Linked DNA regions of Homo sapiens: all the other regions are linked to region 1. The links are chromatin contacts, found by Hi-C or POLR2A ChIA-PET in ENCODE. All regions are on one chromosome and are shown on one strand. Each heading gives the region's core, a stretch centred on a gene start or an enhancer-like site at or near the end of the contact. The rest is flanking DNA. Distances are from core to core; before and after follow the strand shown. Region 1 has its middle 74 kb from the start of LINC01108. Region 2 overlaps LOC101928331 (a long non-coding RNA gene). Region 3 overlaps LOC101928354 (a long non-coding RNA gene).

What was found. Hi-C counts contacts between places; a loop is a spot of excess contacts on that map. ChIA-PET counts read pairs that join two places held with the same protein, here RNA polymerase II (POLR2A). Pooled maps may share reads with other maps.
Region 2: a loop to region 1 is called in a map of K562, with 6 times the contacts of the local background. The contact joins two enhancer-like sites. A Hi-C loop is called at or near these places in 5 of 168 maps with a recorded cell type or tissue (K562, OCI-LY7, breast epithelium and 2 more) and 8 of 50 pooled maps. POLR2A ChIA-PET finds 5 or more read pairs at or near these places in 2 of 52 experiments (BJ and activated CD8-positive, alpha-beta T cell).
Region 3: a map of B cell shows a loop between it and region 1 (15-fold over the local background). The contact joins two enhancer-like sites. A Hi-C loop is called at or near these places in 11 of 168 maps with a recorded cell type or tissue (B cell, cardiac septum, gastrocnemius medialis and 3 more), 12 of 37 single-sample maps with no recorded cell type and 19 of 50 pooled maps. POLR2A ChIA-PET finds 5 or more read pairs at or near these places in 2 of 52 experiments (CD4-positive, alpha-beta memory T cell and activated CD4-positive, alpha-beta T cell).

The regions. Positions count from the first base shown.
Region 1 is chr6:14,209,811-14,212,510 of GRCh38, reverse strand. No RefSeq gene overlaps it. Among named protein-coding and RNA genes, the nearest start is that of LINC01108, 74 kb to the left of the region's middle. RefSeq lists an enhancer at 787-846 and silencers at 1,097-1,536, 2,627-2,676. Within about 2 kb of position 1,395, at least 30 of the 41 ENCODE cell types and tissues checked have a DNase peak (open chromatin) inside an H3K27ac peak, as active enhancers do; they include B cell, breast epithelium, gastrocnemius medialis and 2 more, where a contact is called at or near this core.
Region 2 is chr6:14,475,872-14,478,571 of GRCh38, reverse strand. The region is part of intron 1 of LOC101928331 (a long non-coding RNA gene); the gene reads right to left. Among named protein-coding and RNA genes, the nearest start is that of LINC01108, 190 kb to the right of the region's middle. Within about 2 kb of position 1,436, at least 11 of the 41 ENCODE cell types and tissues checked have a DNase peak (open chromatin) inside an H3K27ac peak, as active enhancers do; they include breast epithelium, where a contact is called at or near this core.
Region 3 is chr6:14,637,927-14,640,626 of GRCh38, reverse strand. The region is part of intron 2 of LOC101928354 (a long non-coding RNA gene); the gene reads left to right. Among named protein-coding and RNA genes, the nearest start is that of LINC01108, 350 kb to the right of the region's middle. RefSeq lists a silencer at 135-429 and an enhancer at 1-921. Within about 2 kb of position 1,271, at least 12 of the 41 ENCODE cell types and tissues checked have a DNase peak (open chromatin) inside an H3K27ac peak, as active enhancers do; they include B cell, gastrocnemius medialis, heart left ventricle and 1 more, where a contact is called at or near this core.

The DNA of each region.
Region 1 (2,700 bases), core at 146-2,645:
CTCCTATCGTATCACCCCAAGGCGAGGCTGGTGTCGGTCCCTTAACAACACCCCAGAGAGGGTCTATACCTCACTTGAGAATGGGGGTGGGAGTTGTTTGACCCATATATTGTTCTGTGTTGGGGTCTCAGCAGAAATTCCAGCAGTCACGAACACAGAGTCCCTTTGAGTGTCCTGTTAGGGGCTGGAGTAGGCTGGGGGCATCTTTGGATATTACCTGGAGGGCAGCCCAGTGTGAAAGGCCTGACTACCAGGGAATGGAATCCGGGCTTCGTGGTGTAGACAATGGGCAGGCAAGGTGTGTTTCTCTTTCCTTTTCACATGTAGGTAAGTGCAGCCCCAGTTGCTGGACTTGCCTTCACATCCACGGACCTGCCCTTTCCCAGGGTCAGCTGGGTTCAAAGGGCTCTCAGAACGTTTTCTTTAAAGGAAAAATGGAGAGTGGCAAACGCGTGCCTAGGTGGGAGCAGGGAGTAGAGGGGGGCGGTTTAGATAGCAGTAAGGGGACATCAGACCAGCTACAAGCCAACAAGGAAAAAAGTGACGTAAGGAAAAAAATCCCAGGGAGCAGAGAGAAAAGTAGACTCCCCAATGCCTCGCAGTAAATGAGGACGCCTGGCGCCTGCGGCGAGGTCAACTGAGGTCAGACGAGCTTATCTCTCCTGTCCCGGGAATTAAGGGCATCCTGGGGACAGCTGCAGAGCAGGAGGCTCCCCGTGCCCTCCTCTTCCTAAGCAAGTCAGGATCCCAAGAGGCGCGTGCGGGGAGGCCCCTCCGAAGGGCTGCTGGCTTGTGTCTTCCACCAGCGCAAAGGGAAGCTATCGGTTGCTTCTGCAGTGAGGCAAGCTCAGCCGGACGCCCAGAAGAGAGACGAGGTGTCGCTGTCGGGGTGTCTGCCTGCCTCTTTAGGATCAATTATTAGCGTACAGATCCTAAAACAAAACAAAACAAAACACTCCTGAAAACATCGACTTGCCTCAGTGACAGGCCCCAAGTTCGGGACGCCAGGAGACGCCAGCGGGGCTGTGAAGTGCAAATCGCCCCGAGGCAACCCGAGAACGGGAGGACTGTCACCAGCCCGCCAGGAGAGTGCGATGCCCCGGTCCGTTCCGGAGCAGGGAAACTTTTGCGGGAGGCTGCGCTGGCACCGGCCGCCTGGCGCGGCTCGCGCGGACCCGGGCGACGGGACACGCAGCGCGGCACTGCCACCTTGTGGGCATCGGCGGCAGCGGCGCGGCGGGGCGAAGCCGGCGAGGCGAGCGACCCGCGGCTCGGAGCCCGACGCCGGCCAGCGAACGCCCGCAGGAACGCGCCGGCCGAGCGGGAGCCCGCGGGGGCGGGGCGCGCGGCTCCGGTCACGTGGGTTAGCAACAGGCAGCAGCCAATGAGAACGCGAGTCAGGTGGTGCGTGCGCCCGCCGCGCGCGGGAGGTAAGGGGCCCGGGAGGAGGCGTGGGCGCGCCACGGGCCCGGTGGGACCGCGGGTGGGGAAGTCCAGAAAGCTTGCTCTTCCCTGTCAGGAGCCGCCTGCCGCAGGCGGGATGAACGAGAGCTGTAAAATGGGACTGTCCCATTCCCACGCTCCACGGCTGCGACCCCTGTACGGGGCAGTGGGCGGCGGCGCGGGTAGGAAGCAGGCGGGGAGCGACGCGGAGAGCCCGATTTGTCCCTCCTCCAGCCACTTGTTGCTTATCCATGGGCCTGGGACTGCCATTTGGATCCACACAGGGGAATTAAAACAAAAAGAATAATGAGGCTCCTGGCCGTGGCGGGGTGCGCATTGGCCCTCTTGCCCTGCGTGTAGCAGGTGGAGGAGACAGGCTCCATCCTTAGAGCTTCCCAGAGCCCAGGGTTGGCCTGAAGACACCAAAGCAGAGGACAGCCAGGAATTGGGTCAGAAAGAAAAAGCTTCGTTGGTTTTAATTATTTTAAATAGAAAAGCCACATCCAAAAGTACCAATAATGATTTTTACAGTAAACCCACTATGTTGACATAAACCAGCCCACCCCTGAACGCACAGAAGACCGTAGCACAAACCGTGAGAGGCGTATTGAAGGACTGGGGCAAAATCAGGACCGACAGGCAAGCGTGGTTTCCATCAGGGTCTTACTCCTCTGGCTTCCTAGTTTAGGCAGATTTCACCCTGTTAATAGGGTCCGTGGATCGGTCTCTCTTTCTCTCCTCTCTCTCTAGCTCTCTATCTCTCTCCCTTTCCACCTCGTGTTTCATTCCTTTGAAACAAATCCAGGGAGCAGATGGCCTCAGAAGGGTATCTAATCCATGCCTGGCCTCGAGGCACGTACTATAAGCTGTGATACCGTGCTAAGGTGTTATTATAGAGACAAAAATATCTCAGACTGCAGGATCTAGCCATCCTATTCTTAAAGTTCCCTAGGGAAAGATGTTGTACAATATTCTTTGATAACCTACTACAAATGCTAACCACTTTAAGTACAATATAAGAACCTTCTGATCCTAGGTTTTATTTGTTTCTATTTAAACTCATTCAGGGTCAGGCTACCCAGAGGGCAGTTGAACACCTGTCCGGTGGCTTATGGGAATGCCTTGCACGATGTGCACTTCCCTCCACCAGGATCAGTGTGTCTGCTGACACTGGGGACCATGCCTGAGACATAGGTACAATTGGGCTGTGCCAGGGCAGCTCAGAGAAAGTGATCCACTCTGATTCAGACCCTGCCA
Region 2 (2,700 bases), core at 187-2,686, 270 kb before region 1:
CATATGTGGGAGCCACCCTCAGAGAAGCTGTCCCGAAGGAAAGGTGCTAACTAGGTGAAGACATATGACTCTCTGAGCGCTATTTCTTAATTCTAATGGAGGGAGACTGTGGCATGGAGCCAGGAAACAGAAAAGGCATGAAAAGAAGAACTAATTTGGAGCTGGCGGGGTGAGTGTTTCCTGGCTTATTTAAAAACATAGATACAGAATTCAAACATGGAAGAGGAATCTGACTACCAGAAGGAGACAGGATGTCAACAATGGAGTCAACAATGGCCAGGCCTGAAGCGATGTATTTTGACACTAGGGAAGCCATATAAAGAATACTGCTTGGTGGATCGGGTGGGTTCATCTTATACTCAATGTTTCATTTCCATTTAAATCTCTTGGAGGCAGAGGTTGAGGTTATTGACTTGGCCCCATATTAAGGAAAAATCATAACCCAGGCCTCCAAAGACCTTCCAGACTACAAGAGAAAAAGTCAAACACATGGCTAACGGGCATATATAAGGATCTTCACTGAACACGGACTTTTGAATGTCTATGATGTAGCAAGCACTGTGCTGGACACCACAGGTGCATTAAGGCATATGCCGGAGTCCCTTCCCTCAGGGAACATCCCTTCTAATTGCCACTTAAACATGGCAAACCTACGGAGGTGTGCCAGGACAAGGGCAGTCAGAAGGGTGGTGTGGTATACTGGGAAGCTCATAGACCACCTTGCTTTGAGTGCCTCTCAGCCGCTGTCTTGCTCTGTGATTTTAAGGAAGTCCTTGAACCTCGCTGAGCCTGCTTTTTCCATCTGCAGATTGGTGATAATGAAACCTACCTTGCTGTTTCATGTTGAGGAATCACTGTGAGAAGGTAAGGCCGTAACAATTTGTCGGAAGGAGAAGGAAGGTCAAAGCTTTGTTGAAGAGCTTTATGCTATTGGCCAAACAGAAACATAGAGCCCTGTGTGTGGTAACTCTCAGGGGACATGGTTGCCTCGTGGATAAAAACGTGAGAATTAGAAGAACAGAAAAAGCCAGCAGGAAAACTCAGAGGAAAGAGTCAGAGAGAACAAGGATGTTGTCTGTCTCCAGCATAATTGTGTAGAGCCTGGGATTCATTGCTAGTGACATTCCCTGGCTTCTCCCTCAGTGTGACGTCATGTGCTCTGTGATGTTTATTGCACTGCATTCCAGGGATGCTGCACAGAGCCATGTCCAGTGTCAGAAACCTTGGAAAATAGTCCTCGGTTTAATTTTAACTTTTTATATAAACAGTGACCTAATTTGAGGAAGGCTCGGTCTGGCCAGGCATCCCCGCTCCCACATTTCCTCCTCTTCACTCCCTCCTTCTGCCCTTAGTCAAACTGTCTCGCCTTCATCTCCCATATGGACTTTGCAAACAAGCAAGGGGGATGTGTGAGCTCAGCTAACTTGAAAAGAGAAGACGTGTGCCAGCGAAGCAAAACACTCCAGCCAAGTCATGCACCTCTGCGGGAGGGAGCCACCTCCTCAGCTCTCATCGTGAAATGTTATCTCACCAGGGCAGATGGAGGTACAGACAGAGGACTCCAACGCAACACAAGCAGCTGCCTGTCCAGAAGAGAGCCCTTTCTCTCCCTCCCAGTCCCAGCTCCAGCTGTATTTTCTTTCTTTCTTTCTTGAGCAAGAGGTCAGGTTCTCTCTGTATGCTTTGTGCAAATTAAGTGAGCTGTGAGTGCTGCCTGCGGCCGAAGGAACTACCCTCTGGTCTATGGTTCATCCTTCCTTCACTCCAACCACCACTGAGGGAGCAGAGCCCTCCCTGCCCAAATGCACAAGTGGGCAGCACCTCCGAGAACACAGAAGAATATGAAACGACCCTTCTAATTACTCAGGTGCAAGCAGAGGAGCTAACCATCCCACCGGGAGCCCACCCATGAGTGATGAATTCCAGTGACTGAGCCCAGTGTTGGGGGCTAGGGTAGAGGAAGAGTCCCTTGTGGACACGGTGGGAGGGAGGGAGGCATGAGGGGACAAGCAGGATGCCCTGACAGATTTTAACCCAGAAGCATGAATCCAGGTCTGAGGTCAGCAAACGTTTTCTGTAAAGGGCCAGATAGTAAATAATTTGTACTCTTTGTGGGCCATCCAGTCTCTGTCTACTTGACTCTGCCATCGTAGGGCAAAAACAACCACAGACAATAAATAAACGAACGGGCGTGTCTTGTGTTCCAATAAAAGATGGTTTACAAACACAGGCGGCTACTGGATCTGGCTCATTGGCTGTAGTTTTCTGACTGAAAGATCTAAAAGAACACCCTTTCCCATTGGTTCTGTCCATGTTTCCATATAGCTAACAATATCCTGGAGACCAGTTTGCCGCCCCGTTCCCCAAACCTTTATGTGCCTCTGATTTCTACACCCTGTTACTCTGTCTGCAAAAACCCCCAAATGCTGTAACTGGCTATTCACCTGGACAGAATGGCCTCCTTCAGGGAAAGCCAGCAGGGATGGTGAATTCAGATTTCCTGATTTCGTTGACAAATTCCTCACCACTGGCAGGAATGGGAAAGATAGATATTGAAGGTGCTGAAACCCACCCCTGTTGTCAGTTCAGGAGTGAGGTAAAAACATTCCTTGAGCAATTTGGTTTAGAATCATAGAGCCTCCTATTTTCTAATCCTTCTCTCTTTCTAGGTCTGATAATCTGAATATTGGCACTTCTACT
Region 3 (2,700 bases), core at 22-2,521, 430 kb before region 1:
TTGTCAGCAAGGGTGAGATGTCTGCAGTAATTTTTGCAGACATGCAAACCAGTTGGGAGATGTTTATTTGGGTAAGTGTGGGTGGGACTAGGGTGAGTCACGTGAGGGGCCTAGGGCACAAAACTTAAGGAGACTTGCTCTCAGGTGCCACCTCTGCCTTTGCAGGATCCTGAGTCAGGTCTTCTTACTGCGCTCCCAGCTTGGTCTGGGAGTGGGCTGACCAGTGAGCAGCAGTTTTGCATATTCGCAAGATTGCTGCGAAAGCTCTGCATAGGAGGGATTGGAGACGGTGGGCGCTGTGTGAGACCGTGCAAATAGAGTTAATAGAGACAGAAAAGATGTGCAACCTGGATGGTGTGAATGGTGTGCTCCTGTAAAACAGTCAACACAGGCCAGGGACAATTCCACATGCTTTTCACATGTTAATTAATTTCCTGATGAAAGATAAAGCTTCTAGCCAGGAGTCCAGACAGCTGAGTTCTAGTCTAGCTCTGCTCTAAAGAGTCCTGGGAGCCCCTGTGGCCTCAGCTTTTTGACCTGTGAAATGACCGAGTAACAGACCATTTCATAGGTCCCTGAGAGCTCTAGAATCTCACGTCACTCATGACGTATGTTAATATCAGCTGGCCTCGAAAGAGAACCCGAGCCTTGGGGACCCCAATCTTGGATCTACAAGATCTCTCAGACCAGAAGCCCTGGGGGGTAAATCCCTCCATCCAGAATCTTGTCTTTCATCGATTCAGTGTGAACTACTTCTCAAATTTCTACATTTCTGGTCCCCCTTAAACACTGACATTCCAGTCAGTCTGATGTTAAATTCTGCTTTCCCCTTTCCACCTTGTGTTACCTACCACCACAGCCTGGCCCACATTTTTCTACCCCTCCCTCCTTCTGTCATTAACAAAACTCCCCAGACCCTTGCAAAGCCCCTACAGCAGAATTATCCCAAGAGAGAAACAGTGGATTTAATAAGCTTCCCCTTAGATGGCCCCAAATCCCTTCCAGTTGATTAGGGGAAAAAACAACTACACACAGGACAGTTTCCTGATGCGGGAGGTGAGAGAGAGAAAGAATAAAGAAAGTTCCTGAAGTCCTGGGCCTCAGGGACCAAATTAAGAAAGCAGCACCACTTATTCAAAATCAGATGAATGTCAGTGGGATGTTTGTCAAACAAACTTGTCATTATTTGTCACAATTTGAGGAAGTATCAGTCAATAGTCACACTCGAGCGCATAACAGAGTTATTTATAGCTGCCAGTCTAGAGTTTTAACTCATGCAGGGCCAAGGTTCGATGTTATAAACAGCTTTGTTTATAATGACTGCGTGGCTATAAATAGTTTGGTTCCCCGGGTGTCACAGAGCAGCCCCGGGATGGGCTGCCAAAACCAGCGCCAGGAAGCAGGCTGCAGCAGGGAGGTGAATCCTGGTGGTGGTTTTTTTTCTTCTCCGAGTACCCTTTCTGTGAGTCCTTGGCCAGAGTATTTCATGTTGTTCCTCAGTGTCCCTTTTGGAACGGGGAGTCGGGCTCCCTGGTGTTCCTGGGAGATGGTGGAAGTTACTCACTTAATGAATTAACATCTGCCCCAAGATCTGCTGTTGAAAGGGAGCCAGTATGGGGAGCACCGCCTCTTTTGTGCCTATTCACGGACAATGAGCTAATTACAGTCTCTCTCCTGCTGGAGGGTGGAGGGAGATATCCTGTTATTCCAGTGAACAGGCAAAGCTCTAAAGGTTTATTTACAGCTTCAGATTTAATTTGAACGACAGCAGCATCTCTTCTAAAAATACGAGGTTGTCAGAAATTTAGAAATTTACTAGTTTCTTGTGTCAGCAGAACCTTATCTAAGGAGTGGGAAGTTGGGGGATTTGTGGGGAGCAGAAAAGAGGAAGGGGAATATGTATACATAAATTTTACATGTAAAATACATAGGTATGTCAGCTTAAAAACTGATCATTTTACCAATTGGCACAGGGGCAGTATTCTCAACATCTTCCTGACAACCTCCAACCCCACCCTCCAAAAATGCAAATCTATTTGTCATATGGAAATTTCTTGATCGACTCTTTCCATGTCACGCTCAAAATCCTTACAGTCAATTTTAATACTATTAAGCTAAATCTTCTTTTGCTTTCTTTTTTTTTTTTTTTTAAGAAAAGGTGTGGCCATGAAAAAAAATTTATTGGATCTTAATTTGCAAGATTAGTTCTGGTTCATTTTATTGCAGTAATTTAATACTCATAATGATTTTCTGATGCATATGTTTTAGCAGCAAGATCTACTTCCTATTCATTTTTCATTTCAATGCAACTGACGTATATTAGGCAGCATGGTACAGATCTAAGGGAGCAGCACCCCGTGAGAAACTGACATCATTCTGCCATCTTGGCATCCTCCCAGACATGTGTTGAGCCCCAAGAAGCCTGCACCCAGGTATATCCAGGGATTCAGGACCGAAGGTGATAAGCAAGAAATCCTTCTTTAAAAAGGAGTTACCTGTTTTTCATGGATAGGATTATTAACATCATTACCATTATCATCATTACTGCAATTCTGGCTAAGGGAGCTGTGAGTTGCATCCTATTTGAATGTCTCCCACTGGATGGGAAGGAAGCAATGAGGGCCTCCTAAGTAAACCAACAATCACACTGCAGGGAAGGTGAATCATGGACTCCAATACCCAATGCCACAGGACTCTGAC